2 separate regions of the Homo sapiens genome follow, and region 2 is linked to region 1. The links are chromatin loops, found by intact Hi-C in ENCODE. Cell type or tissue: Panc1. All regions are shown on one strand. Each heading gives the region's core, and the rest is flanking DNA. Links, peaks and the distances in the headings are about the cores only.

Evidence for each region. Hi-C counts contacts between places; a loop is a spot of excess contacts. Peaks named below come from ENCODE experiments on the same cell type or tissue, not always from the same donor. Only the 100,000 strongest peaks of a DNase experiment are listed, where the experiment ranks them.
Region 2: it touches region 1 in a loop (10-fold over the local background); 3 of 110 quality-filtered maps call a loop at or near these places.

What each region holds. Positions count from the first base shown.
Region 1 is chr20:3,137,702-3,153,662 of GRCh38, forward strand. The region is part of intron 1 of UBOX5 (U-box domain containing 5); the gene reads right to left. It overlaps FASTKD5 (FAST kinase domains 5), which reads right to left. Exons shown (of 2, transcript NM_021826.5): 2 at 8,818-11,559. The coding sequence starts at 11,369. The coding sequence ends at 9,075. UBOX5-AS1 (UBOX5 antisense RNA 1) reads left to right here. Exons shown (of 7, transcript NR_038395.1): 7 at 12,837-13,166. Among named protein-coding and RNA genes, the nearest start is that of FASTKD5, 14 kb to the right of the region's middle. In Panc1, for the core only: no CTCF peak of the experiment used is centred there; no DNase peak of the experiment used is centred there.
Region 2 is chr20:3,409,870-3,425,830 of GRCh38, forward strand. It overlaps LOC105372508 (a long non-coding RNA gene), which reads right to left. Exons shown (of 3, transcript XR_937212.3): 2 at 12,082-12,209; 3 at 7,162-7,199. LOC105372509 (a long non-coding RNA gene) reads left to right here and starts at 8,526. Exons shown (of 3, transcript XR_001754709.1): 1 at 8,526-8,567; 2 at 10,178-10,263; 3 at 10,685-10,919. RefSeq lists an enhancer at 10,734-10,803. In Panc1, for the core only: no CTCF peak of the experiment used is centred there; no DNase peak of the experiment used is centred there.

The sequences.
Region 1 (15,961 bases), core at 4,979-12,978:
TTTACTCTATGTGCAAAGTTGGGTAATCACAACCACAGTTGATACAGAACACTTTTATCACAAGAATTTCATGTTATCCTTTAGAAAGTCTTTTATCTTATAAATCCAAATACTCTACTTCCACAGAAGTCTTGAAATTTTTCACCCAGATCTAAGCCTTGGCTGAAGACTCCAGTTAAGCTCACTGCCCACACTGTAAGAAACAAACTTGAGTGACACATTTAGTCTTGGCATTCATGTCACTTAAATGATAAATATAACTATGCAGGAAAATGCAAAAGTATATATAGGCTGGGCATGGTGGCTCACGCCTGTAATCCCGGCACTTTGGGAGGCCAAAGTGGGCAGATCACTTGAGGTCAAGAGTTTGAGATAAGCCTGGCCAACATGGTGAAATGCTGTTTCAACTAAAAACACAAAAATTAGCCAGCCATGGTGGCGCATGCCTGTAGTCCCAGCTACTCAGGAGGCTGAGGTGAGAGAATGGCTTGAACCTGGGAGGCGGAGGTTGCAGTGAGCTGGGATCACACCACTGCACTCCATCCAGCCTGGGCGACAGAGGGAGACTGTCTCAAAAAAAAAAAAAAAAGTATTATGAAAGTATTATGATCATACATTTGTTAAAAATCTATGTCTAGGAATATGTATACATAAATAGTTGGAGAGGTAATGGTGGGCATGCAGAAATGTAAACATCCGACATACTAGGCTGGTGGGATAAGTTGTTCTTCTTTTCCTTTTATGTATTGAAAGTTGATGTATGCCTGAGGTCTCAGGATAACAGCGGAGAAGACTGAGATTTATGTTCAGAGTACTTTTTGCAGCTGCCAGTACTAGGGCTCAGAAAGGGAAGTGCAAGGGAAGGGCCAAGAAGGGATCCAGGAGTTGAGTGGCCAACTGTCTTGGCATACCCACAGCTAAGGAGTTTTCCAGAACATAGTACTTTTGGTGCTAAAACCTGGGCAAACTTGGAAGAGTTGGTTGCCCTGTCTCGAAGGTTGTTGTCTGTGCTTCCTTGGAGCTTGAAGCAACCAACAAACCTTTTGTTTTTGGTGTTGAGGTTCAGCACCTGGGGGTAGGGAAGTGTGGAAGGATAATTTAGAAGAGAATAAGGTGACCATGACACTTTCTGAACACCTCAGCATCCAGCTTCCTTCAGCCTACAAAGTTACCATAGCTGCGTTATACAATCTGATTTTGAGTCTCATAGAGATGTAATGAAAAGTAATTCTGGCAGACACACATATTTTAAAGACTAGACTCAAACAGGTTACAGAAGGGAAAAAAAAGAAGAAGAAAAGATTACCTGTCAAGTAAGAGAAAAGCATTTCACCTCAAAGAGTGGGTGGAATATCAATGCACTGAGCAATTTCATAAATTGGGCACTTCAGCTTTTAAAGAAGTGCACTACTTCTTATAATTTCTAAATTGAGTTACCTGTCCATCCATGAAAAAAGTTTGACTCATGTGCCTTTTTCTTACAACTGGTTAAAATGAAAGACAGTTGTCCCAGCCCATCCCACACAGTTACCCACCAGTGAGAGGTATGCAAAAAAACCAGAACACAGGTTAGAGCCCCAAAGAAGCCTGCAGTTTTATACCACGTGGAGCCAAGTCACCCTCTAAGGGCTTAACATGTGCTAGGCACAAGTAGACTCAGTTTTTCCTCTTTATTTTTAATTTTTATTTATTTATTTATTTATTGAGACAAGAGTTTTGCTCTTGTTGCCCAGGCTGGAGTGCAATGGCGCGATCTCGGCTCACTGCAACCTCCCCGTCGTGGGTTCAAGCGATTCTCCTGCCTCAGCCTCCTGAGTAGCTGGGATTACAGGCACCCACCACCACACCCAACTAATTTTTTTGTATTTTTAGTAGAGACGAGGTTTCACCATGTTTGCCAGCCTGGTCTTAAACTCCTGACAGCCTGGTCTTAAACTCCTGACCTCAGGTGATTCACCCACCTTGGCCTCCCAAAGTGCTAGGATTACAGGCGTGAGCCACTGCACCCAACCTATTTTTATTTTTTGAGACGGAGTCTTGCTGTGTCACCTCGGCTGGAGAGCAATGGTACGATCTTGGCTCACTGCAACCTCCGTCTCCTGGGTTCAAGCGATTCTCCTGCCTCAGCCTCCTGAGTAACTGGTATTACAGGCATGCACCACCACACCCAGCTAATTTTTTTATTTCTAGTAGAGATGGGGTTTCACCATGTTGGCCAGGCTGGTCTCGAACTCCTGACCTTGTCATCTGCCCACTTGGGCCTCCCAAAATGCTGGCATCATAGGCATGAACCACCACACTCGGCCTTTTTACTTTTTTTTTTTTTTTTTTTTTTTTTGAGATGGAGTCTCACTCTGTCACCCAGGCTGGAGTGCAATGGTGCAATCTCAGCTCACTGCAACCTCCACCTCCTGGGCTCAAGCGATTGTCCTGTCTCAGCCTCCTGAGTAGCTGGGATTATAGGCACACACCATCATGCCCAGCTGATTTTTGTATTTTCAGTAGAGATGGGGTTTCACTATGTTGGCTAGGCTGGTCTCGAACTCCTGACCTCAGGTGATCCGCCCACCTTGGCCTCCCACAATGCTGGGATTACAGGCGTTGAGTGAGCCACCGCACCCAGCCCAGTTTTTACGTTTAAGAAATGTATAGGCTCAAAACAAGGCACAGATAAGCCGTCTTTCTCCTGAGAGACTCAGTCTCAAAACAAGATCTACAAAGGTTTTTACTACCATTTACTCAGCACCTTAGTAACAGTGTCAGCAAAATTCTACGGGAACCCAGGTGAGGTGGCCAGTCTCTCCAACATAAAACCTGACCCTAACCCTAACCCTTTCCCTCTCCTCCATGGCCTACTCCATCTGCTCTTGCTTCTCTCCTGAATTTTCAACTTACCTCTGACTACTGAAACCTATCGTCAACATGTAAACACATTCAAGGCTCTTCTGCCAACTCCTCCCACAAAAAACCACGCTGGTTTAATGGTGCATCTTTCTTAGGGTTACCAGATTTTTTTTTTTCAACTTTTATTTTAGATTCAGGAGACACATGTGCAGGTTTGTTACCTGGGTATATTGCATGATGCTTAAGGTTTGGGGTACAAATAATCATGTCACCCAGGTACTGAGCATAGTACTAACAGTTTGTTTTTCAACCTTTGCTGCCCCCTCTCCCCTCCCTCTCTCCCATCTATTTTTTTTTTTAGGGTTGCCAGATTTTTTTTTTTTTTTTTTTTTAGACTGAGTCTCACTCTGTCACCCAGGCTTGAGTGCAGTGGCACAATCTCAGCTCACTGCAACCTCTGCCTCCCAGGTTCAAGTGATTCTCCTGCCTCAGCCTCCCAAGTAGCTGGGATTACAGACACGTGCCATCATGCCCGGCTAATTTCTGTATTTTCAGTAGAGACGGGGTTTCAACATGTTGGACAGGCTAGTCTTGAACTCCTGACCTCAGGTGATCCGCCCGCCTCAGCCTCCCAAAGTGCTGGGATTATAGATGTAAGCCACCACACCCGGCCAGTTGCCAGGTTTAACAAATAAAAATAAAGAATGTTCACTTAATCTGAAAAGTGGTGTGTGCTGAAAAAATTTTAAAAATAAAGAATATTTGCTGCATATTATATTTATTGAACAATCAGCAAACTAGGAATAAAAAATAACTTCCTCATCAGGTGTGGTGGCTCACACCTGTAATCCCAACACTTTGGGAGGCCGAGGCAGGTGGATTACCTGAGGTCAGGAGTTTTTGATACCAGCCTGACCAACATGGAGAAACCCCGTCTCTACTAAAAATACAAAGTTAGCTGGGGGTGGTGCATGCCTGTAATCCTAGCTCCTTGGGAGGCTTAGGCAGGAGAATCACTTGAACCCGGGAGGCGGAGGTTGTGGTTAGCCGAGATTATGCCATTGCACTCCGGCCTGGGCAACAAGAGCGAAACTCCGTCTCAAAAAAATAAATAAATAAAAATAAAAAATAACTTCCTCAACATGATAAAAGGTTTATAAAAACCCCATAGTTAACATCATACTCAGCCGGGAGTGGTGGCTCATGCCTGTAATCCCAACACTTTGAGAGACTGAAGCAGGAGTATTGCTTGAGCCCAAGAGTTCAAGACCAGCCTTGGCAACATAGAAAGACTCCACTCTACAAAATATAAAAATTTAGCCAGATGTCGTAGTGTGCCCACAGGTGGTCCCAGCTACTTGGAAGGCTGAGGCAGGAGGATCACTTGAACCTGGGATTTTGAGGCTGCAGTGAGCCATAATCATCCCACTGCACTCCAGCCTGGGCAACAGAGTGAGACCCTTTTTCTTTTCTTTTCTTTTCTTTTTTTTTTGCCTCAGCTACTTGGAAGGCTGAGGCAAAAGGGATCACCTGAGTCCAGGAGGTCGAGGCTGCGGTGAGCCATGATAGTGCCACTGCACTCCCAGTATGGGCAACAGGGTGAGACAGTCTCAAAAAGAAAAAAAAAAAAAAAAGGTCAGTATTGGTGGCTCACACCTATAATCCCAGCACTCTGGGAGGCCAAGGTGGGCAGATCACTTGAGGCCAGGAGTTCGAGACCAGCCTGGGCAACATGGTGAAACCCCATCTCTACTAAAAATACAAAAAAAAATTGGCCAGGCATGGTGGCTTATGCCTGTAATCTCAGCACTTTGGGATGCCAAGGTGGGCAGATAACCTGAGGTCAGGAGTTTGAGACCAGCCTGGCCAATTTGGCGAAACACTGTCTCTACTAAAAATACAAAAAAAATCACCCAGGCGTAGTGGTGGGTGCCTATAATCCTAGCTACTATGGAGGCTGAGGCAGGAGAATCTCTTGAACCCGGGAGGTGGAGGTTGCAGTGAGCTGAGATCGTGCTACTACACTCCAGCCTGGGTGACAGAGTGAGACTCCGTCTCAAAAAAAAAAAAAAAAAAAAGGTGCCGGGCTTGGTGGCACACTCCTGTAATCCCAGCTACTTGGGTGGCTGAGGCACGAGAATCGCTTGTACCTGGGTGGCAGAAGCTGCAGTGAGCAGAGATCACGCTACTGCACTCCAGCCTGGGCGACAGAGAGAAACTCTGTCTCAAAAAAAAAAAAAAAAAAAAGAAAAGTATGTGTATATACCCAATGGTAGGTGAAAGACTGGAAACATTCCCCTAAAATCCAGAACAAGACAAAGATGCCTACTTTCATTGTTTGTATTCGATATCTTATTAGAAGTTCCAACCAGAGCAATAAGGCAAGAAAAAAGAAAAAAAAGGAATCCAAAGTGGAAAAGAAGATATAAAACTGTATTCACAGATGAAAAGAGCCTATATATAGGAAATTCTGAAAAATTCACACAGCAACAAAAAAAATTATTAGGGCTAACAAATGAATATTAAGCACAATAGCAGGTTAATCATCTGTCTTTTTTTTTTTTTTTTTTTTTTTTTTGAGACAGAGTCTCTGGCTCTGTTACCCAGGCTGGAGTACAGTGGCATGATCTCAACTCAATGCAACCTCTCTGCCTCCTAGGCTCAAGTGATTCTCATGCTTCAGCCTCCTGAGTTGCTAAGGTGTGTGCCACCACATCTGGCTAATTTTTGCATTTTTAGTAGAGACAGGTTTCACCATGTTGGCAAGGCTGGTCTCAAACTCCTGGCCTCAAGTGGTCTGCCCGCCTCAGCTTCCCAGAGTGCTGGGATTACAGGTGTGAGCCGCCATGCCTGATTAATCATCTGTATTTCTAAACACTCACAATTAACAACTCATAAAAGAAGTTTTAAAAACAATTGCATCTACAATAGCATAAAAAAGAATAAAATAATTAGGAATAAAGTTAACATCGGGGTACAGTGGCTCACACCTGTAATCCCAGCACTTTGGGAGGCCGAGGTGGGTGGATCACGAGGTCAGGAGTTCAAGACCAGCCTGGCCAAGATGGCGAAACCCTGTCTCTATTAAAAATACAAAAAATTAGCTGGGCGTGGTGGCAGGTGCCTGTAATCCCAGCTACTCGGGAGGCTGGGCAGAGAACTGCCTGAACCTGGGAGGCGGAGCTTGCAGTGAGTCGAGATCGCACCACTGCACTCCAGCTGGGTGACAGAGTGAGACTCCGTCTCAAAAAAACAAAAAAAAAATTAGCCAGTTATGGTGGCATGCACCTGTAGTACCAGCTACTTGGGAGGCTGAGGTTAGAGGATCGCTTGAGCCCAGGATTTGAGGCTGCAGTGAGCTACGATCACATCATTGCACTCCAGCCTGGGTGACAGAGCGAGACCCTATATCAAACAAAACAAAACAAAAAACTAAGAAAATGTAAGATTTATACACTGAAAACTATAAAACATTCCTGAATTAAAAATCTAAATAAATTAAAAGATATATACCATGATTATGGATTAGAAGGCTTAATACTGTCAAGATGGCAAAATTCCCCAAAGCAAACGACAGATTCAATACTGTCCCTATCAAAAGCCCAAAGGCTTTTCTTGCAGAAATGGGCAAACTGATCCTAAAATTCATATGGAAGTGCAAGGACCATGAGTAGCCAAAACAATATTGAAAAATAACAAAGTTGGAGGACTCATACTTCCCAATTATGTGGTATTGGCATAAGAATAGATGAATGGAATAGAAATGAAAATCCATAAATAACCCCCCACATGTATGGTCAATTGATTTGACACAGATGCCAAAACCATTCAATGCAGGAAGAATATCCTCTTCAACAAATGATGCTGGGACAACTAGATATCCACATGCAAAAGAATGAAGTTGGACTGTTCCCTCATGCTACATATAAAAATTAACTCAATGTGATCAAAGACCTAAATATAAAGAGCTCAAACTATGAGAAAAGACATAGGGGTAAATCTCCCTGACCTTGGACTTGGCAATGGTTTCTTAAATATGATACCAAAAGCACAAGCAACTAAAGAAAAAATAATAAATTGGGCTTCAACAAAATTAAAAACAGAAAGTGAAGACAACTCACAGAATGGGAGAAACTATTTGCAAATCACATATATTGTATCTGTTACCTGTATTATGTTACTTATATATATACAATCTCCTTATGTTTGTGCTCTAACATAACCAAACCTGAATCCCACCAGACTTCCTAATATAACACATAGCATGTTTCCTTCTCATCTGAGCTACTTGCTATGAAAACCATTCTGCCTAAGCGTCAGACTTGGGAACCATTGGCCCAACAGGTGCTTGTGTAATTCTGTTCTTCTAGGTCCAATTTTAAGAAGAAAAATATGAGGGTAGGGGGAGTTTATGCAAGACAAGTAGAAATGTGAAAGAGGGAGCTAAAAGAAAAATATTAAGTTCACCAATTCTGAAATGGCTCTTAAAGCAAAAGGAATCAGCAACTAAGGACAAACAACCACATCTAAACAAGAATAAGAATTTTAATTTTAGAGCACGTGAAAAGATGTGTTGGAGGAAAAATCCTGAAATATAAGTGAAGCTTTGAGAGCCTTTTTTTTTTTTGACAGGGTCTCACTCTGTCAGCCAGGTGGGAGTGCACTGACACAATCACAGCTCTCTGCAGTCTTGACCTTCTAAACTACGGTGATCCTCCCACCTCAGCCTCCTAAGTAGCTGGACTACAGGTGTGCATCACCATGCCCAGCTAATTTTTTGTATTTTTAGTAGAGATGGGGTTTTGCCATGTTGCTGGTCTGGAACTCCTGGGTTCAAGAGATCACCCAAAGTGCTGGGACTACAGACCTGAGTCACCACACTTGGCCTTTTTTTCCTTTTTTTTTTTTTTTTGAGTTAGGGTCTTGCTCTGTCATCCAGGCTAAAGCACAGTGGTGTCATCTCAGCTCACTGCAGCCTCAACCTCCCAGGCTCAACAGATCCTCCCACCCAGCCTCCTGAGTAGCTAGGACTGCGGGGGCACACCACCACGCCTGGCTAATTTTATTTTTTTGCAGAGGCAAGGTCTCACTATGTTGGCCAGGCTGGTCTCAAACTCCTGGACTCAAGCAATCTTCCCACTTTGGCCTCCTAAAGGCTGAGATAACAGGCATGAGCCACCACATCCAGCATGAGATTCTTATTTTAAAACAAGGTATAGGCCAGCCACAGTGGCTCATGCCTGTAATCCCAGCACTTTGGGAGGCCAAGGTGAGTGGATCATCTGAGGTCAGGAGTGTGAGACCAGCCTGAACAACATGGTGAAACCCCATCTCAAATAAAAATGCAAAAATTAGCTGGGCGTGGTGGTGGGCGCCTGTAACCCCAGCTACTCAGGTGGCTGAGGCAGGAGAACTGCCTGAACCTGGGAGGCAGAGCTTGCAGTGAGCCAAGATCGCGCCATTGCTCTCCAACCTGGGCAACCGAGGGAGACTCCGTCTCAAAAAAAAAAAAAAGGCCAGACGCGGTGGCTCACACCTGTAATCCCAGCATTTGGGAGGCCAAGGCAGGCGGATCACCGGAAGTCAGGAGTTCAAGACCAGCCTGGTCAACATGGAGAAACCCCGTTTCTGCTAAAAAGACAAAAATTATCCAGGTGTAGTGATACGCGCCTGTAGTCTCAGCTACTCGGGAGGATGAGGCAGGAGAATTGTTTGAATCTGGGAGGCGGAGGTTGCAGTGAGCTGAGATTGTGCCACTGCATTCCAGCCTGGGTGACAGAGCGAGACTCCATCTCAAAAAACAAACAAAAAAACTGGCTTTAAAAAAAAAAAAAATCTGTAAGGGTGGGGGGAGGGTCTCCAGAAAAGAATAAAATTTTTAAAAATTGGCTTTATATAATGTCTGACTATACTTTTATTCTAAAAACTCTGTGACATAAGGCTGGTAAACAGAAAGAAAAATCCAACAAGGACTTACTTGACCGTAGGACATATTAAGATGTTTATTATTTACTAAGAGTAACATGTATACATTTGCAGTAATTTGTACAATCCAACTACATTACAATTCACAGTAACATACACTAGCTCTAACCTGCCTTGGATACAATTAAGTCTCCTCAACACACTATTTTATCGCCAAACTTACATTCTGGCTTTTATAATCATTTTGCAACACCTGGTACAGTATACACCTATAGCTTTGCCATAGAAATGCCCCTAAATGCCCTTCAGAGAGCAGAGGTGAATACTTTCTCATGAAGAAACGCCAACTTTTCTAAGCGAGTTCGTTTCAGTAGTGGGAGCCATTCCCAGTAGGATAACTCTACCACACGGTAGCCAAGCCGAGCCAGCTGCCGCCTCTTCATATTGTGCAGTCCAAGGAGATCCCTGGAGCCATAGCAATACTGGTTCCTGTTTGTGAACTGAACAGCCAGCTTCATTCTTGGGGTCTGCATGCAGGCTGCGGGGCACAGGCCAGCCATCTCCATGGCCCCTGATTTATCTGCTACATTGCAAAGGAAGCCCCCCAGAGGTACAGCTGCCTTATTCTCCAACTCCATGGGCTGCTGCCCAGGCTCTGACTCAGTTTTGCCCTGGAAATGTCCTCTTGCTTTCCCTTTTAGTAACTTATTCATCAAATCATCTGTAAGGCTGACTCCCACATGCTCAAGCCTTAATTTGGCTACATTTTCAGCCGGCGTGGCTTCTCTATTAAATGGTAATGGCTTCAGGTTAACATCAAGCTGGACCTCTAAGTCAGAAGATCGGGTATGAGGCAAAATCATATGGTGCTTGACGTACTGGGGCCCCCCCAGCATGGTCTCCAGTAAAAAGACAGTTTCTAAGAATTCAGGCTTTGAATTCATATCCTTCTCTGCTAAATACCACAGCAATTCAGACCCCTCTTGCTGAAGGTGAGTACTAAGACGATTGCCTCTGTAATCTGGACACTCAATGCCAACTGTACCATCGAGGGTATATAGTTCCTTAAGGAGGTCAAACTTAGTTCTCTCCTGAGCTAACCTGACAAACCCTGGACTGAGAGCGAAATCAATTAACTCTACTGGAAAGTACTCCAAAAATGCCAGGCCCAGCAGGCAGGTGGGCAGGTGTTCTGGGTACTGGTTGAATTCAGGCATCTTTCTGTGAATCTCACTTATCAGGCTGGAGTAAAATTCTTCTGCATTGGGTGGCTTATAATTCAGAGTTCCAAATGACCACAGAATCTTGGCAACATCTTTACTTCGACAGTGTGCCACTCTAGGAGGCAAAGACGCAGCCACTGCATTCATTACTCCTTCATTCAGGAAGCGTAAGGCCGAGCAGTAAAGAGTCAGGTGCATGACACCTTGAACTCCCAGGGAAGGAATTCGCTGAGGAGCTATCTCTCCAATCTGCTTCATGAAATTGATGTGATCCACGTGAGTGAAACGGAACATTTTAACAATATTCACTAAGGAGCGACTACTCAGATGCTGAATGTTAGCACAAGCCAAGTCTCCAATTTTCCGCATGACAAATTCAGAGAGATTAGTACTTGATTTAAAGAACCCCAAACAGATGGTACCAACCTCCTCCAAATTGATCAAATCTATATATTTAAGGATCAATGATTCCAATTTTTGCATTAGGTCCTGGGATACCTGACGATTTTCACCTATAACATAAATTAAGTGAACTAGCTGAGACAAGGATAGATCCTTCCAGTGCAAATTAAGATAACTAGAAAAAATGTTTAAAAACCTAGGTACTTTGCGGCCTAAGTACCTCCAGAGATCAGCCACCAAAAGGAGCTGATCCATATTCATCTCCCATACCTGATGGCAACACTTGGTCTCATACACATCTAGCATTGAATGGGAGTGAGGGATTCCTAAAATGACAAAAGCTTTCAAAACATTGATCAGATCTTGGGTATCAAAGAGCTGTATCTTCTTCACACTCAGCTGGCAGAGCAGAGCAAAGCTGGTACTGCCCAGCAAGACAGGATGCTGCTCTGCAGGCAAAGAGCTCAGCTTACACAAATAATCAACAATGACTTGAGCCTGGAGATTATTTTGATTAACTCTGACTTTGTGCAAAATTAGTTCACCTTCTGAAACAGACAGGAGCTGAGAAGTCTCAGATGCATTATAGCTGTGAACACGGTATTCTGGTCTTAGCTGTAGGAAAACTCGCATGTTTTCAAAGGAATCAAACACTTCTACGTCCTCTTCATCAACTCCTGTGGCCCTGGGTGAGCCCAGCTGCAATGTACTGGCCTTAGAGGAAGAAGTCTTGCTGAATTCCAAACCTGGGTGGGCACTGCTGGTTGTCAGGATTCTCCGAGAAGAGAAGGTGCTACATATGTTCTTAACTTTTTTGGCAGAATGGCAGAGGCTAATGTGTTCTGGAGGGTCCTGTCCCCCATGCTGTGTGCTGCTCACATTCCAGTATGACACACTTCGGACTGCACCAAAGGCAGAAGGACTGCAAAATGCTCGGTATCTTACAAGTTTTAATGACTTGAGAGTAGCTGCCATTCTGGTGTCAGTATTGATCTCTTTGGCAGTCAGAATACAGTCCTCACAGATTTGACCAGGCAATTTCTTGTTTATATGGTGCTTGATTAGAGCTGGACGGGGAGGTGTTCCACAAAAACTGCCTGGAAATCTTCAGCATATCACAAGAGCCAGGGATCACAAATGACTGGGTCAGAATTGGTGCCAGATACTGAAAAAAGGGTAGATGAAGAATGAGTGGCTTCTACCTATAAAAGCATCCAAATTTACACATTATAAAAAACAGGTTGAAACTACACTGCTGTCTACTCAAATAAGTTCAATGCTAGTAAATGCCCAAACCACATGACAGCATATATCAAGGATAAATTCTGCGGTCTGTGTAAAGGCCTAGGAAAACCCCCAACCCAGGGTACCCGTGGGCAGTTCCTGGACTGCTGCTCACCAGACTTCCTTCACTGTACAAGGCAAGCAGTGACGGCTAAAGAAGAGACGGTGCTCCGCTAACATTTGATAGGAAGAAGGAAGGCAGATTTCTAGAAAGAAGGCTGGGAACAAAAGTGAGCAACTCCTTCCATCTCTTTGATATCAAGGCAAACAGGTCCTACCTGAAGAATGTTTATAAAAACTGCTATGCTAACAGCACTAAGTAAAAAGTGGGATCTGGTATAAAAGATAATTAGTTGGCTGGGTGTGGGTGGCTCATGCCTGTAATGCCAGCACTTTGGGAGGCCGAGGCAGGCAGATCACTTGAGGTCAGGAGTTCAAGACCAGCCTGGCCAACAAGGCGAAATCCCGTCTCTATTAAAAATACAAAAAATTACCCAGGTGTGGCAGCACACACCTGTAATCCCAGCTACTCAGGAGGCTGAGGCAGGAGAATCCCTTGAACCCAGGAGGCAGAGGTTGCGGTGAGCCAAGACCGTGCCACTGCACTCCAGCCTAGGCGAAAAAGTGAGACTCCATCTCAAAAAAAAAAAAAAAAGATTTAATTAGTTATACCTACGATAACCCTCCCTGTTCTTATAGCGCAAAACTGTTAATTCCAAAATTCTGTCATTCTAATGCTGTTCTTTTACTTTTTAGAAGATGCCTACTCTCCTCTTCAGGAAGCTTATAACAGAATTTGAGTCACTATTAGAGAGTAGTCACAGAGTAATGGTGTTATTAGAAAGTATACTAAAAAACTCACTCATTTTGGTGGGAGAAAGCAGAAGGTTGAGGGTCTGCTCACTGTCACTTCACGGGTGGGAAGCAAAGAGTACCCCAAAGCTGGGCTCAGGGTTCAGGGAACGCCAATTGACGCAACTGCCCCGCTGACATCTTCTGGAGAAGGCAGCTTAGCAATGTTTCCAGTGAGTCTTTATTCTGCCTGTGAGCAGTATAATGCCCATTTTTCTCCCATGGCAGAAACCATGAGAGACTATGAAATTGATTCTGCTGTGCTCTCGCTTTCCTTAATGCTTATTCTTTTTCTTTCCACTTAAGTGCCAAAGCCTGACAAGCAAGACCCAAGGAGACCTGAGTTGTCAACTGATGTACCAGACAGGGCTGTTGCTGCAGAAAACTCCATAAAAGTTCCAAGGGTGCCAGAATGACTTTCTGAAATGCCTGCCTAACTCTGCTGTCAGCCACTTTCTTCCAGAGCCCATAGCACATCATCATTTAGTTCATCAAAGAACAGCAGGGCAGGTCAGTGGCTCTGTTCCAGTAGCCCAGCTACACAGGCTTCTCTAGATGGCAGGAACATATGTATGAATTTCTGTGTGAATCAGAGCAGAATTCTCTCACATTAAATTTTTATACACTTGGTTCTTTACTGTGGCTTGTGGACCATTCTTTTTTTCTTTTTTGAGACAGTCTCACTCTGTCACCCAGGTTGGAGTATAGTGGCATGATAACTGCAGCTTTGACCTCCCACTTCAAGCAATCCTCCCACTTCAGCCTCAGCCTCTTGAAGTAGCAAAAACTACAGGTGCACACCACCAAACCCAGTTAGTGTGTGTTTGTGTGTGTGTTTGTGTGTGTGTGTGTGTGGAGATGGAGTCTCACAATGTTGCCAAGGCTGGTCTCAAACTCCTGGGCTCAAGTGATCCTCCTACCCTGGCCTCCTGAAGTGCTAGTATTACAGGCATCAGCCACCATGCCTGACCACCTGTGGACCATTCTGCCCACCAAATTTCAATCTGTGGTTCAGATCAAGGGTGAGCAGACTATGTCCTGGGGCCCAAATCTAGCTCTTCACATGTTTTTGTAAACAAGGTTTTTTCAGAACATAGCTAGGCCATTCATTATATATTGTCTATGTCTGCTTTCCTGCTACAAGAGCAGAACTGTGTAACTGTGGCAGATTGTATGGCCTGCAAAGCATATTTAGTGTTTGGTCTATTACATAAAAAGTCTGCTGATCTCTGCTACACACTATTTCTATAAATGCAGATAGCCAGCTTTTTAAAAATTAGAAAAACTTGGCCACGCCTATAATCCCAACACTTTGGGAAGCTGAGGCAGAAGGATTGCTTGAGGCCAGGAGTTTGAGACCAGCCTGAACAACACAGCAAGACTGTCTAAAAAATAAAATAAAATAAAAAATAAATTAAAAAAATAAAAAATTTTAATTAAAATTGGAAAAACTATAGAAAAATAGTACTAAAATAATGTTTTTCTTTAATATTTAGATGATAATTGAAGATTACAGTCCTCAAAATAGTCATTAGGAAATCCAATTAATACTACAGCACAGGAAAGGTGGGAACAAAAGAGACAGCAGGATGGCCAGGCGTGGTGGCTCATGCCTGTAATTCCAGCACTTTGAGAGGCCAAGGCAGGCAGATCACTTGAGGTCAGGAGTTCGAGACCAGCCTGGCCATCATGGTGAAACCCTATCTCTACTACAAATACAAAAATTAGCCAGGTGTGGTGGCATGAGCGTGTAATCCCAGCCACTCGGGGGGCTGGGGCACAAGAGTCGCTTGAACCCAGGAGGCGGAGGTTGCAGTGAGCCAAGATGGTGCCACTGCACTGCAGCCTGGGTGACAGAGACTCTGTCTCAAAAAAAAAAAAAAAAAAAAAAGAACCAAAAAAACAGAGATAGCAGGTAACAGAACTCTCCAGCTGACAGAACAGGGCTTTTAAGAAGACCTATTTTTGGCTGGGCACAGTGACTCATGTCTGTAATCCCAGCACTTTGGGAGGCTGAGGCGGGTGGATCTATGAGGTCAGGCATTCGAGACCAGCCTGGCCAACATAGTGAAACTCTGTCTCTACTAAAAATACAAAAAATTAGCCAGGCGTGGTGGTGGGCGCCTGCAATTGCAGCTGGGGCACCTGCAATCCCAGCTACTCGGGAGGCTGAGGCGGGAGAATCACTTGAACCTGGGAGGCAGAGGTTGCAGTGAGCTGAGATAGCGCCACTGCACTGCAGCCCGGGCGATAGTGCAAGACTCTGTCTCAAAAAAAAAGAAGAGGAAGACCTACTTTCGAATTTGGAATTTAATTTAATCCACCACAATGTGCAACTAAAGCCATATACTGTTCAAATCTGTAGTCTTCATCTCATTTGAGGAAGGAGATCCTGGCCAGGCACAGTGGCTCACACCTATAATCCCAGCACTTCAGGAGGCCAAGGTGGGCGGACCACTTGAGGACAGGAGTTCAAGACCAGCCTAGCCAATATGGGGAAACGCCATCTCTACTAAAAATACAAAAATTAGCTGGGCGTGGTAGTGCGCCTGTAATCCCAGCTACTTGAGAGGCTGAGGCAGGAGAATTGCTTGAATCCAGGAGGCAGAGGTTGCAGTGAGCTGAGATCATACTACTGCATTGCAGCCTGGGCGAAAGAGCAAGACTGTCTCAAAAAAAAAAAAAAGTAGATCCTAAAAAAATAGATTTAAAGGTCCCATTTTTTAAATAAAATAGCTGTGCCATAGTAAAGCGAAAAACAGAAAATGTCTGTCTAGAAGGAGGCTGGTTTACAAGATAAATGTGTGGCAGGCATCAACACATGAAAAAGTACACACTAATATTGAGTGGAACAAATAGCACATAAACAAGAATTAACAAATATCTCTATAAATGATATTAATTTTAAAACATTAAATAATTAAAATTACTTCAATTAATTCTACCTAAGAGTACTTAATGAAATTACTATACGTGGTCTGGAAATAAAAGAACCATCTCCTAGAACATCAATGTTTGGTGCAGCTCCAGTGTTTTGAATTCATGTGACACTTTTTGATTTGTAAAAACACAGGCTAAGATCCAAGATGGAAATAACCAGAGCTATGCCTTAGGGCCTCCTCTGTGCCAAGGCTTAGAGCCTTGTAAAGCTGCTTTATCTGCATTAGTTCCCATCCTTATAACATCTCTGTAATGTAAGTTTATAATCCCCATATTACTGATGAGAAAGAGACCACAAGATTAAGAAACCTGCCAAAAGTTACACAGCCAAGGGATTGAGTGGAGCCTAATATTAAAGACTGTCTGACTCTTCAGCCCACATTATTGGTGTACTAGAGAGACAAGAATGGATGTCAGAAAACAGGTTCGGGGGGCAGTACGGGGTGGGATGGCTGAACAATCTATGGTCTTCTAGGATTTCCAGGTGCCAG
Region 2 (15,961 bases), core at 3,222-11,221, 270 kb after region 1:
AGCTCAAGTCCAGAGTCATGAACAAGTAACCACCATTATTTAGAGATAACTTCCCATCGGTGCAAAAGCTCTGAAAATCAGCTCTAAAAACAATTCAACGGGGCTACACGTGGTGGTGCACGCCTGCAGTCCCAGCAATTTGGGAGACTAAGACAAGTGGATTTCTTGAGCCCAAGAGTTTGAGACCAGCCTGGGCAACGTGGCAAAACCTCATCTCTCTGTCTCTCTCTCTCTATATATATATAGTTTATTTATAAAAATATATATTTATATTATAATTTATGTATACAAATATATTTCATATATGCACACACACACAAATTGGCCAGGCATAGTGGCATGTGTCTGTAGTCGCAGCTATTCAGGAGACTGAGATGGGAGGATCGCTTGAGCCTGGGAGGTCTAGGATGCAGTGAGTTAAGATCAGGCCACTGCACTCCAGCATGGGGGACTGAGTGAGACCCTGTCTCAAAAAAAAAAAAAAAAATCAATGAGTATAGGCACAGATTTGTGCAACCACCACCACAATCAATTTTAGAACATTTTTATCACTCCAACAGGAAAATCCTGTACCTATTAGCAGTCATTCCTCCATTTCTTCCCAACCACCCCAGCCCTAGGCAACCACTAACCTTTTAATTTGCCTATTCTGGACATTTCATGTTATCAGCATCATTCAATATATGGTTTTTCATGACTGGCTTCTTCCATTTAGCATAATGTTTATAAGGTTCATCCATGTTGCAGCATGTATCAGAATTTTGTTCCTTTTCATGGTTGAATATTATTACATTGAATGGATATACCACATCTTGCTTATCCATTTATCTGTTAATGAACAGTCAGATTGTTTCCACTGTTTTGCTATGTTTTGTAGCTAATGCTATTATTAACATTTGTGTACAAGTTTTTTTGTGGACACACAGTTTGTTTCCTTGGCGATCTAGGAGTGGGTTTCTGGATCACATGGTAACTCTACGTTTAACCTTTTGAGGAACTGCCAAACGGTTTTCCAAAGTGGCTGCACCATTTATATTCTCACCAGCATCATATGTGGGTTCTAATTTTTCCATATCTTCCCTAATACTCATTATCTTTTTCACTATAGCCATTTTAGAGGGTATGAAGTGGTATCTCATTGTGGTTTTGGCTTATATTTCCTGATAGCTAATGATGTCAAGCATCTCTTCATGTGCTTATTAGCCATTTGGACCTCCTCCTTTTTTTTTTTTTTTTTTTTTTTTTGAGACGGAGTTTCACTCTTGTTGCCCAGGCTGGAGTGCAATGGCATGATCTCAGCTCAACGCAACCTCTGCCTCCCGGGTTCAAGCGATTCTCCTGCCTCAGCCTCCCGAGTAGCTGGGATTACAGGCATGCGCCACCGCGCCCAGCTAATTTTGTATTTTTAGTAGAGACGGGGTTTCTCCATGTTGGTCAGGCTGATCTCAAACTCCCGACCTCAGGTGATCTGCCCACCTCAGCCTCACAAAGTGCTGGGATTACAGGCATGAGCCGCCGTGCCTGGCCTATACCTCTTCTTTGGAGGAATGTCTGCTCGAATTTTTTGACCATTTTTACTTGGTTACTTGTCCTTTTATTATGTTGTGGTAGCTCTTTATATAGTCTAGATATAAGTACCTTATCAGAAATACAATTTGCAAAAATTTTATCCCATTCTGTGGGTTGTCTTTTCACATTCTTGATATTGTTGTTTGAAACACAAAACTTTAAAATTTTAATGATATCCAGTTTATCAATTTTTTTCTTTTGTTGCTTGTGCTCTATGTGTCATAACTAGGAAACTATTGCCTAATCCAAAGTCATGAAGACGTACCTCTTACATTTTCTTCTAAGAGTTTAATAATTTTGGCTCTTACATTTTAGATCTTTGATTAATTCCAAATTAATTTTTCTATATGATGTGAGGCAGGGATCCAACTTGATTCTTTTCCATGTGGCTATTCACTTGTCTCAGCACCATTTGTTGAACAGACTATTTTTTTCCCCATTGAATTGTCTTGGTACCCTTGTTGAAAATCGATTGTGTTATCTATTTCTTTATTTGTGTATATGTGAATCCACAAATGCCAAATTGCAAGAGTGAATTTTATGACAAATTTTCTGAAGAGTGTACATTTATTAAAGGAGAGAAAATCCATTTGCAGCTCTTTATGTGGTATGCAAGTATTTATTCAATATTGAAAATGGTGGAAAGACAGATATACATCAGCACATACTAACGGCTAAGCATAAAAGATGTGTGATTTTTGTACCAAAGGAATGGATAAAATGACAAATTTTAAAGATAAATTCAGATTGAGAAGATAATCACAGCAAAGTTGTAATGGCCTCCCATACTGTCTGTTGTCATCATTCAGCTCAAGTCACTCTTTGAACATACCGCTACCAGTAGTATTTTCTAATGCCAATATTTCAAGCAAATTTTCAAATGCCAGGACAAAATCTACTGCAATAATTTGAGATGTAACGACTCCACTTACTACTGTTGCAGTGATTATCAAAGCTGTAAATGCCTTGCTGTTTTATAGCATAACCATGGATGTGAGTAATCACAGTGAAGAAAAGCTTTTCCTTTGCCTGTGCAACAGTTTCCTTGTGAAAAAGGCTTGCTTATGGGGCTATTTTGTGTAAAATCCCTTCCAGATGAGATTTCAGAAATGAACAAATTGTTGCAGAGATTCTCCTAATGAATTAGGAGTTATTAAAAACTGTACAGTTTTTGATGGAAAAATACAAATAAAATATTGGTAGATGCTCGCACTATGTTTATTCAAAACTAAAGTAAAGCTTGACTGATGCTATGGAAGCTATTGACTGTCCTGCTCATATTCTGTGTAATGCTGCTCAAACAGCATATGATGTCTTTTCCATTGCCTTTGAAGCAACTGTCCTGAAATTATTCTTATGTCAGCGTTTATAATATTTGAACTGAACAATTAAGATATTTTTGTGATTTTGTTGGCATTTAGTATTCCTCAATTCTCTTGCATTCAAAAAACCTGTTAGCTCTTTTTTTTTTTTTTGAGATGGACTTTCGCTCTCATTGCCCAGGCAGGAGTGCAATGGCACAATCTCAGCTCACTACAACCTCCGCCTCTTGGGTTCAAGTCATTCTCCTGCCTCAGCCTCCTGAGTTGCTGAGATTACAGGCATGCAGCACCACGCCTGGCTAATTTTGTATTTTTAGTAGACATGGGGTTTCATTATGTTGGTTAGGCTGGTCTTGAACTCCTGACCTCAGGTGATCCACCTGCCTTGGCCTCCCAACGTGCTGGGATTATAGGCGTGAGCCACCGCGCCCAGCCAGCATTCTTTAACATATGGATTTGAGAGACTCCTCAGTTTATTTGAAGTACTGAAAACATATTTTAATTTTAAAGGAAAAGCTCTCGGGCTAGGCACAGTGGCACGCCTGTAATACCAGCTACTGGGGAGGCCACAGTGGGAGGATCCCTTGAGGCAGGAGTTCCAGACTAGTCTGGGTAACATAGTGAGACTCTATCTCTATTTTAAAAATTTAAAAATTAACCGGGCATAGTGGCACATGCCTGTTGTCCCGGCTACTCAGGAGGCTGGGGTGGGGAGAGAGCCTGAGCCCAGGAGTTCAAGGTTGCAGTGAGTTATGACCTATGCACTCTAGCCTGGGTAACAGAGCAAGACCTCATCTCTCTTTGTAAAAAAAAAAAAAAAAAAAAAAAAAAAAAAAAAACAGAAAGAAAAAAAGAAAAGGTCCCCAAATTTCTTACTGACTTTTAAAGTAATCCATTGAGGGAAACCTTTTCAGCAATAGGATTATGCCAAAGAAAAAACAGCAAACAGCGGTATTGAAATACTCCATTGCTTAAGAGAACTCTTGAATGCATTAAATGAATAATTGATGAAGAAAAATGTAACCCTTTAAGTGTCAAGGCTGTTCTTAAAAGGGACAACATTACTTACGAACAAGAAAAAGTCTGACTTGAAGTGAATAATTATTACAGCACTTGTCATGATTACCTTTTGAAATGGATTTCATCCCGTGAAGAATTTTATTCTTTTTTTTTTTTTTTTTGACAGAGACTCACTGCTGCCCAGGCTGGAGTACGGTGGCATGATCTCAGCTCCTTGCAACCTCCACCTCCTGGGTTCAAGCAATTCTTGTGCCTCAGCTTCCCGACATAGCTGAGATTACAGGCGTGCTTTATCATGCCTGGCTAAGTTTTTGTAATTTTAGTAGAGACAGGGTTTCACCATGTTGGCCAGGCTGATCTCGAACTCCTGGCCTCAAGCAATCCACCTGCCTTGGCCTCAAAGTGCTAGGATTACAGGCATGAGCCACCGTGCCTGGTCAAGAATTTTATTCTTTTATATGGATATTAATGAATACTCTTCTAGCATGGGAACAAGTGGAATCCTCATATTTAGTGTTGAAGAAGAAAGGAATAAAAAATGATGATAATGCTCTTTTTTGTTGGGGGGGGCAGCATTTTTAAGTTATTGATCAAGAGATGAAACAATCCTGAAGAATAGAAAATCAAGTTGTGCCATGAAAGTTGGTATTTGCTTTAATGAACCAAATCTGAAGAGCAATTTTCAGGGTTGTTAACTTTATCCTAGAATATGTTCTGTGTATTAGTCCATTCTTGCACTGTTATAAAAAATACCTTGGACTGGGTATTTTGTATTTTCTGTATTTTATGGACCTGCTACTTCAGGAAAGACTGGGTAATTTATAAAGAAAAGAGGCTTAATTGGCTCATGGTTCTGCAGGCTGTACAGGAATGACTAGGTAATTTATAAAGAAAAGAGTCTTAATTGGCTCATGGTTCTGCAGGCTGTACAGGAAGCATAGTGGCTTCTGCTTCTGTGGAGGCCTCAGGAAACTTACAATCATGGCAGAAGACAAAGGAGAAGCAGGCACATCTTACATGGCTGGAGGAGGAGCAAGAGAGAGAGGGGAAGGTGCTACATACTTTTAAACAACCAGATCTCATGAGCATTCACTATCACAAGTGTAGCACCAAGGGGAGGGTGCCAAACCATTCATGAGAAACCACGCCCACAATCCAATCACGTCCCACCAGGCCCCACCTCCAACACTGGGGATTACAATTTGACATGAGATTTGGTGGGGACACAGATCCAAACCACATCACTTTTCCCCGGCCCTCCAAATCTCATGTCCTTCTCACATTTCAAAATACAATCATCCCTTCCCAACAGTCCCCTAAAGTCTTAACTCATTCCATCATTAACTCAAAAGTTCACCATCAAAAGCCTCATCTGAGACAAGGCTAGTCCCTTCCACCTATGAGCCTGTAAAATCAAAAACAAGTTAGTTACTTCCAAGATACTGTGGGGGTACAGGCATTGGGTAAATAATCCCCTTCCAAAAGGGAGAAATTGGACAAAAGAAATGGGCCACAGTCCCCATGCAAGTCTGAAACCCAGAAGGGCAGTCATTAAATCTTAAAGCTCCAAAATAATCTCCTTTGACCCCATGTCCCACATCTAGGGCACACTGGTATGAGGGGTGGGCTCTCAAAGCCTTGGGCAGTGCCACCCCTGTGGCTTTGCAGGGTTTAGGCCCTGAGGCTTCTCTCATGGGCTTCTGTTGAGTGCCTCTGGCTTTTCCAGGTGCAAGGTGCAAGCTCTCAGTGGATCTACCATTCTACTGCCTAGTGGAGGTGGAGGACAGTGGCTTTCTTCTCACAGCTCCACTAGGCAGTGCTCCAGTGGGGACCCTGTGTGGGGACTCTGTGTGGGGGCTCCAACCCCACATTTCCCCTTCACACTGCCCTAGTAGAGGTTCTCCGTGAGGGCTCCACCCCTGCAGTATGCTTCTGCCTAGGCATCCAGGTTTTTCTATATAGCCTCTGAAATCTAGGCAGAGGTTCCCAAGCCTCAACTCTTACACTCTCTGCACCTGCAGGGCTAACACTACATAGAAGCCTTGGCTTATGGCTTATACCCTCTGAAGCAGCAGCCTGAGTTGTACCTGGGCCCCTTTTAGTTGTGGCTAAATCTGGAGTGACTGGGATGCAGGGAACAGTGTCCTAAGGCTGCACAGGGCAGTGGGGCCCTGGGCCTGGCCCCAAAAAAACATTCTTCCCTACTCGGCCTCTGGGCCTATAATGGGAGGGGCTGCCAAGAAGGTCTCTGAAATGCCTGTGAGGCCTCTTTCCCATTGTCTTGGATGTTAGCACTTGGCTTCTTTCAATTTTCCTGCCTCAGCCTTCTGAGTGGCTGGGACTACAGGTGCCTACCACCATGCCCAGCTAATTTTGGTATTTTTAGTATAGACAGGGTTTTGCCATGTTGGCCAGGTTGGTCTTGAACTCCTGACCTCAAGTCATCTACCCACCTTGGCCTCCCACAGTGCTAGGATTACAGGCATGAGCCACCACAACCCGCCTGGCTTCTGTTTTCTTATGCAAATTTATGCAGCCTGCTTGAATTCCTCCCCTGAAAATGGGCTTTTATTTCCTACCACATGGCCAGGCTGCACATTTTCCAAACTTTTATGTTCTGTTTCCCTCTTAAATATAAGCTCAAGTTTCAAGTCATTTCTTTGCTCACACATGTGAGCATAGGTTGTTAGAAGCAGCTGGGTCACATTTTGGAGGCTTTACTGCTTAGAAATTTCTTCTATCAGATGCACTAAATCATCATTTTCAAGTTCAAAGTTCCACAGATCCCTAGGGCAGAGGCACAATGCATCCAACCTCTTTGCTAACACATAATAAAAGTGATCTTTGCTCCAGTTCCCAATAAATTCGTCATCTCCATCTGAGACCTCTTCAGCCTGGACTTCACTGTCTGTATCACTATAAGCATTTTGGTCACAACAATTTCGCAAGTCTTTAGCAAGTTCCAAACTTTCCTTCATCTTCCTATCTTCTTCTGAGCCCTTCACATTCTTCCAACCTCTGTTGATTACCCAATTCCAAAGCTGCTTCCACATTTTCAAGTATCTTTATAGCAATGACCCAGTCCTTGGTAACAATTTTCTGAATGTTTCTTCTCACATCGCTATAAAGAAATACCTGAGACTGGGTAATTTATTTTAAAAAGAGGTTTAATTGGCTCACAGTTCTGCAGGCTATACAGGAAGCATGGTGGCTTCTGTTTCTGCGGAGGCCTCAGGAGACTTATAATCATGGCAGAAGGTGAAGGAGAAGCAGGCACATCTTACATGGCTAGAGCAGGAGCAAGAGAGAAAGAGGGGAGGTGTTACACATTTTTAAACAACTAAGTCTTGAGAGCACACACTCACTATCATGAGTACAGCACCAAGGAGAAGGTGTTAAACCACCACTACGATCCAATCACCTCCCACCAGGCTCCATCTCCAACACTGGGGATTACAGTTTGACATGAGATTTGGTGGGGACACAGATCCAAACCATATCATTCAGTATGCAGCCTCATATTGCTAATGTTGAGCATGTTATCTAACTAATGAATGTGCAATGGACAACTGAAATAAGTTAGATATGACCATTGTTGAAGCTATGTTACAATGAAAATAACTATAGATTATATCTACAAGGAATTTTATAGGCAAATTTCAAAAACAAGAATCCTTAATTACAGTGGTCAAAAATATAATTAGAGAAATATATAACTCAGATACTTATAATTTGTTTTGTATAAGCAAATAAATACTTTTAGTGAATGTCCCATGCAATAATTTTTATATCAACATACATATGCATAGGCAATTAGGTGTAATTCTAATTTAACTGAGTCCTTGTATTTTTATTTGTTAAATCTGGTAACCCTAGTCATGGATGATCTGAGATATTGCATGTAATCGTTAACAATGATCTTTTAAAAATAATCTGTGACAGGCCAGGCACAGTGGCTCATGCCTATAATCCTAGCACTTTGGGAGGCTGAGGCAGGCGGACCACAAGGTCAGGATTTCGAGACCAGCCTGGCCAGCATGGTAAAACCCCATCTCTACTAAAAATACAAAAATTAGCTGGGCATGGTAGCACGTGCCTGTAGTCCCAGCTACTCAGGAGGCTGAGACAGGAGAATTGCTTGAACCCAGGAGGCAAAGGTTGCAGTGAGCTGAGATCGTGCCACTGCACGCCAGCCTGGGCCACAGAGCCAGACCCTGTCTAAAAAAAAAAAATCTGTAACAATCTTTTTTTTACAGAGGTATAATATATTTATAATAAAATGTATATTTCATTTGACAATATTTGACAAATGTATGCAATTGTGAAACTATTACCACTCCCTCCCCAAATCAGTGTCATTCCATGACCACAGAAAATTCTGGGAGACTCTCAATGAAAAGTAATAACAAAATAACAACATACACACACACACACACACACACACACACACACAAGTCGAGACCCTTTTGCAGTCAAATCCCTCACCTAACCCTAGGCAACCACTGATTTCATTTTTTTGTTTGTTTGTTTTGAGACAGGATCTTGCTCTGTTGCCCAGGCTGGAGTACAGTGGCACAATCACAGCTCACTATAACCTCAAACTCTCAGGCTCAAGGGATCCTCTTGCCTCAGCCTCCCAAGTAGCTGGGACCACAGGTGAGTGCCACCATGCCTGGCAAATTTCTTGAAAATTTTTTGTAGAGATGGGGTCTCATTGTGTTGCCCAGGCTGGCCTTGAACTCCTAGGCTCAAATGATCCTACCACCTCAGCCTCCCAAAGTGCTGGGATTATGGGCATGAGCCTTCACACCCAGCCCTTGATTTTATTTTAACGTCCGTAGATTAGTTTTGTCTGCTCTTGAAATTTGTATAAATGGAATCAGCATATTGATTTTTGAGATTCATTCATTATGCTATATGTATCAATAATTTGTTCACTTTTATTGATGATGAGTAGTATTTTATAGCTCAAACATAACACAATTTGTCGATCCACTTACTAGGTGATGAACATTTGACTTGTTTCCAGTTTGAGGATATTATATATAAACTCTTATAAAACATGTATGTATAAGTCTTTGTGTGGCCATATGTTTTCACTCTTCTTGGGTAAATAGAAGAATTGCTAGGTTATATGGTACATGTATGTTTATCTTTACAAGATAACCGTCTAACAGTTTTTCAAAGTGGTTGTGCCCCATTTTACACTCCCGTCAGAAGTGTATGAGAATTCGGTCCTGGCGCAGTGGCTCACGCCTGTAATCCCAGCACTTTGGGAGGCCGAGGCAGGTGGATCATTGAGGTCAGGAGTTCAAGACTAGCCTAGGCAACATGGTGAAACCCCATCTCTACTAAAAATACAAAAATTAGCTGGGTGGTAGTGGCATGCACCTGTAATCCAAGCTACTTGGGAGGCTGAGGCAGGAGAATCACTTGAGCCTGGGAGGCAGAGATTGCAGTGAGCCGAGATCGCACCACTGCACTCCAGTTTGGGCCACAGAGTGAGAACCTATCTCAAAAAAAAAAAAAAAAAAAAAAAAAGAGGTGTATGAGAATTCCAGTTGTTTCACAACCCTATCAACTCTTGGTAGTGTCAGTCTTTAACTTTCGTCATTCTCCTGCATATGCAGTTGTGTCCCATTGTGATTTTAATTTGCATTTCCCTAATAACTAATGATGTTGGGCATCTTGTCATATTCTTATTTACCATCTGAATATCTTCTGTTATAAAATATTTTTAAAGTGCTCTGCACATTTAGAAAATGGGTTGTTTGTGTTTTATTACTGAGTTAAAGGAGTTCTTTATTTTAGAGTATTTTATTTCGGAGTCCTTTCCTGGATATATGCATTGGGAATGTTTTCTCTCATTGGTTGCATTTACATTTTCTTTTGTGTTTTTTTTTTTTGAGACAGAGTTTTGCTCTTGTTGCTCAGGCCGGAGTGCAATGGCACGATCTCGGCTTACTGCAACCTCTACCTCCTGGGTTCAAGTGATTCTCCTGCCTCAGCCTCCCAAGTAGCTGGGACTATAGGCATGCACTACCATGCCCAGCTAATTTTTTGTATTTTTAGTAGAGACGGGGTTTCATCATGTTGGCCATACTGGTCTTAAACTCCTGACCTCAGTTGATCTGCCCACCTTGGCCTCCCAAAGTGCTGGGATTACAGGCGTGAGCCACTACATTTTCTTAAAGGTGTCTTTTGTGCAGTAGAAGATTTTAATTTTCATGAATTCTAATGTATTATTATTTTTTCATTTATTTTAGAGGAGAATGTGCTGGCTCTGATGTTCAGTGACAAGGGAACAGAGAGAGGTAGGAAGGCCTGAACCAGCCAAGAGACTTTACCTGAGGTAAAAATTCCTCTTCCTTCAATGCCTCAAATCAGGATCTTGAAGTTGGAAAATAATAAAAGCTTGTACAGATTCCACTTTGATTGTTTTTGGCAAGGCTATTTCATAACTACCTGTGGTGATCTAGAGGGTTTCTCAGAAGAAATGACATTTGTGGAGGGAGTCCGGAAGCTGAGTGATAATGAAAGCTATAATTCAAAACCACACTAAGCACTCTTCATGTCATCCTCTGTGGTAGCCAGCCAAGATGGCCCCCAGTGATCCTCAAGTCCTGTGTTCATGCCTTTGTATAGCCTCCCTCAATACTGAATCATGCCTGGCCTGTGACCAATAGAGTATGGCACACATTGTGACTTCCAAGGCTTGGTCATGAAAGACATATGCAACTTCCTTTTGCTTTCTCTTGCATAATCTGTTCTAGACAAAGCAGCTGCCGTTTTATGAGGACACTCAAGCAGCTCTATGGAGAGGCCCACGTGGTGAGAAACTGAGGCCTCCTGCCAAAAACCAGCATCAACTTGTCAGTCATGTGACTGAACCATCCTGGAAGCAGATCTTCCCACTCCAGTGAACCCTGCAGTTGATCACAGCCCCAGTGGATACTTTGGCTGCAGAGAGACCATGATCTAGAACCAATTAGCTAAGTTGCTCCTGAATTCCTGACTCACAGAAACTGTTTGATTAAGATAATAAATATCTTATGTTGTAACAAGTCACTAAATTTGAAGGTAATTTGCTATTCAGCAATAGATAATTAATACAACAGTTCTATAAGGTAAGAATGAGGTATTATCTCCACTATACAAATAAGGAAACAGCCTCAGAAAGGTTAGGTGACTTGCCCAAATTAACTGTCAGAGAAGATTTTTTTCCCTTGACAAATAATTTACATTTTATGGCAATTTCCATGGAGAGGCTAGGTGCAGTGGCTCAATCCTGTAGTCTCAGCACTTTGGGAGGCTGAGGCGGGAGGACTGCTTGAAGCTAGTAGTTCAAGACCAGCTGAGGCCACATAGTAAGACCCCTGTTTCTACAAAAAATTAAAAAAAAATTTTTTTTTTTGAGACAGAATTTCGCTCTTGTTGCCCAGGCTGGAGTGCAATGGCGTGATCTCGGCTCACTGCAACCTCTGCCTCCTGGGTTCAAGCGATTCTCCTGCCTCAGCCTCCTGAGTAGCTGGGATTACAGGCACCTGCCACCACGCCCGGCTAACTTTTGTATTTTTAGTAGAGACAGGGTTTCACCATGTTGGCCAGGCTGGTCTTGAACTCCTGACCTCAGCTGATCTGCCCACCTTGGCCTCCCAAAGTGCTGGGATTACAGGCGTGAGCCACTGCACCTGGCCAAAAAATTTTTTTAATTTGAAATTTATATTTTAAATTTAAATTGCTCACACCTGCAATCTCAGCACTTTTGGAGGCTGAGGCAGGTAGATCGCTTGAGTTCAGTAGCTCAAGACCAGCCTGGGAAACGTGACAAAGCTCCATCTCTGCAACAAATACAAAAGAATTAGCCAGGCATGGTGGTGTGCGCCTGTAGACCCAGCTAATTGGGACGCTGAGGTGGGAGGATCGCTTTAGCCTGGGAGACAGAGACTGTGGTGAGCCAAGATCGCGCCACTGCACTCCAGCCTGGGCGACAGAGCAAGGCCCTGCTGTCTCAAAATATTAAATAAATAAATACATTTATTTCCATGGAGAAACAATAAAGAGAAACATCAAAACTCAGATGGCAAACCTCCTCAGCCCTTCCTGAACCTTTTTCCTCCCCAGCATTCCAACATTTCTCTCAAAAACTCTCAAGCCTGCCCAGCTTTACCTCTAGCCTCCCTCTTGCATTTCCCACTCAGCAAAGCAAAAAGGTGGCTGCATTCGAACTGAGTTTCGATTCCAGCTCTAACTTCAATGTCCATGTTCCTAACCACTCTGGTTCCCAGAAGGGTTTCTCTAGGAAGAAAAATAAGGGAAGGGCATTAGACGTAGAGAAAACAACAAATGCAAAGAAGCGAGGGTTTGACAGAATCTGGCTGCCTCTGAGGGAGTGGAGGGACAATGGTTCAGCGGGGCTAGAGAGCAAACTTCCTGGGAAAGGAGGTGGCAGGGTGAAGCAGGAAAGGAGTTCGTAGCCAGTGTGTAGAAACCCATAGGCCATGTCAACAATTTTGAATTTCTCTACAACAAAAAATTTTAGGCAGGGGAGAAAGTTGCTTGTGTCTGAATTTCCAAAAGACTCTTTAGGGAAAGAAATCATTGTATTAAAAAGAGACTTGCACTGGAATATTTATTGCAGCACTGTTCACAATAATCACAAAGACAGGGGATCAACCTAAGTGTTTGTCAAAGGAGAATTGGATAAAATGTAGTATGTGCATATACCATGGAATACTGTAATACTTAGCCATAGAAAAGAATGAAGTCATATCTTTTGCAGCAACATGGATGGAACTGGAGGCCATGATCCTAAGTGAAATAACTCAGGAACAGAAAGTCAAATGCCACATGTTCTCACTTATTAGTGGGAGCTAAATAATGTGTACATATAGACACACAGAGTGGGATAATAGACATTGGAGACTACAAAAGGTGAGAGGGTGGGAGAAGGGTGAGGATTGAAAAATTACCTATTGGGTACAATATTCACTATTCAGATGATGTGTACACTAACAGCCGAGACTTCACTGCTAAGCAATATATGCACGCAATAAAGCTGCACTTGTACTCCATGTATATATAATAGATAGTAAAATGTATTATATATTAAAAATGTATAATATATTAAACATATATAATATATTGTATATGTTATATATAACATATGTCATATATTATACAACATGTTAATCACATTAACATATAGTTATATATTATAATATATATTATCTAATATATTTTAATATATAATCTATAATATATTTTTATATAATTTGTTTTCCTAAATATATTTCACATATATTTTATATAATTATGTATTAATATATAATATATATTTATTATTATATATAAATATGTGTTTATATATATTACATATATATTTTTAAGACCATTCGGTAGCTTAGCAGACACTGTTAGTGCTCCTTGGCACTTACCATTTCCTTGCACGCTGGGTCAGGAGGCTAGAAGAGCTGGGGAATTAATGCCTGCTAGGAGCTGAGCTCTCAGTCAATGACTGAAGGAAGTTGCGTAAATACCCCAGCTTCTCACTTGTCAGGTAGGATAACTCTGGGACACACATTCTGTAGCTATTCTAAGGGTTTCCCAGCAGGATTAAGCTCCAGTTGCCCATTTGCTTGATAATGTGCAATCGACTGCTCTCCCTTCCTTGAATCTCTTCCCCACTCTGCTGCTCGTTTTCCTAGGATTACCTCCCACATAAGGTACTTGCACTCAAATCCTTACCTTAGGTCCACTACTGAGCAGCAGGAGGAGAGGGACTATGAACTAAAACAGACAGAATAAGAAGTAATATATACCATGATTATTAGAATGCTCATTACAACATTGATTCTTTCCATGTTACCCTGTGAATTAAATGCAATTTCTAACAAAATCCCAACAGAATATTTTAAAAGGAACTTTAAAAACTGATCCCTGGCAGGGTGCAGTGGCTCACGCCTGTAATCCCAGTACTTTGGGAGGCCGAGGTGGGCTGATCACCTGAGGTCGGGAGTTTGAGACCAGCCTGACCAACATGGAGAAACCCCGTCTCTTCCAAAAATACAAAATTAGCCGGGCATGTTGGCGCGTGCCTGTAATCCCAGTTACTTGGGAGGCTGAAGCAGGAGAATCGCTTCAACCCCAAAGGCAGAGGTTGCAGTGAGCCGAGATTGTGCCATTGCACTCCAGCCTGGGAGACGGAGCGAAACTCCATCTAAAAAAAAAAAAAAGAAAGAAAGAAAGAAAAAAACCCCCCGCTCCCTAAGGTCATTCATAGGAAAGTTCTTTGCGGAAAAGATGAACAAGGAGAGAGAACTTGCCCTACCAGATAGCAGGATTTACTATAAAGCTATTAGCCATTAAGATTTACTACAGGCCGGGTGCGGTAGCTCACGCCTGTAATCCCAGCACTTTGTGGAGGCGGGTGCATCACCTGAGGTCAGGAGTTCAAGACCAGGCTGGCCAACCTGGTGAAACCCCGTCTCTACTAAAAATAAAAAAAATAGCTGGGCATGGTGGCGGGTGCCTGTAATCCCACCTACTCAGGAGGCTGAGGCAGGAGAATCACTTGAACCCAGGAGGTGGAGGTTACAGTGAGCTGAGATCACGCCACTGCACTCCAGCCTGGGCAACAGAGTGAGACTTTGTCTCAAAAAAATAAAAATAAAAAAGAGATACCATTATACCCATTAATTTGAGAAAAGAATTTTAAGTTTGATATTATTTAATGTTACCAGGAGACCAGCTTGGCCAACATGGTTAAACCCTGTCCCTACTAAAAATATAAAATTAGCTGGGCGTGGTGGCGGGCACCTGTAATCCCAGCTACCTGGGAGGCTGAGGCAGGAGAATCGCTTGAACCTGGGAGGCAGAGTTTGCGGTGAGCCATTGCACTCCAGCCTGGGCGACAAGAGCGAAACTCAGTCTCAAAGAAAAGGTCAAATATACAGAGACAGAGAATAAAAGCGGCTACCAGGGGTAGGGTGATGAGGAAGAGATTGAGAGAGATGTCAAAGGATCCAGAGTAGCAAATATGTAAATTGAACAAATTTCAAGATCCAATGTGTGATTCCATAAGGAATATAGTTTTTTGGTTTTGGGGGTTTTTTTGAGACAGAGTCTCACTCTGTCACCCAGGCTGGACTGCAATGAAGCAATCTCAGCATTTCAACCTCTGCCTCCAGGGTTCAAGGAATCCTCCTGCTTCAGCCTCCCAAGTAGCTGGGACCACAGGTGTGTACCATTATGCCCAGCTAATTTTTGTATTTTTACTAGAGACAGGGTTTCACCATGTTGCCCAGGCTGGTCTTGAACTTCTGGGCTCAAGCGAGTCTCCGCCCTTGGCCTCCCAAAGTGCTAGGTTTACAGGCATGAGCATTTGCGCCTAGCTGAGGACGACAATTAGTAATTTATTTTATCAGGATTTTTGCTAAATGTGCAGAGTATAGTTGCTCTTGCCACTGTGGGAAAAATGGGTAACTATGTGAGATGATGGCTACGTTAATTGGTTTCACTATGATAAATATTTTACTATCTATATATACATGTATCTCATAACATTACGCTGTACATCTTAAATATTCACAATAAAATTCATTAAAAAAAGAATTAGGATAGGCAATTCACAGATGAAGAAACTCAACGTATGTAAATATGCTCAATATCATTAACAATGAGGGAAAAGACAAGTTAAAAACAATGAGATGCCGGCCAGGCACGGTGGCTCATGCCTGTAATCCCAGCACTTTGGGAGGCTGAGGCCAGTGGATCACGAGGTCAGGAGTTCGGGACCAGCCTGACCAACATGGTGAAACCCTGTCTCTACTAAAAATACAAAATTAGTTGAGTGTGGTGGCAGATGCCTGTAATCCCAGCTACTCGGGAGGCTGAGGCAGGAGAATCGCTTGAATCTGGGAGGCAGAGGTTGCAGTGAGCCGTGATTGCGCCACTGCACTCCAGCCTGGGCGACAGAGCAAGACTGTCTGAAAAAAATTAAAAAAAAAAGAGATACCATTATATCCATTAATTTGAGAAAAGAATTTTAA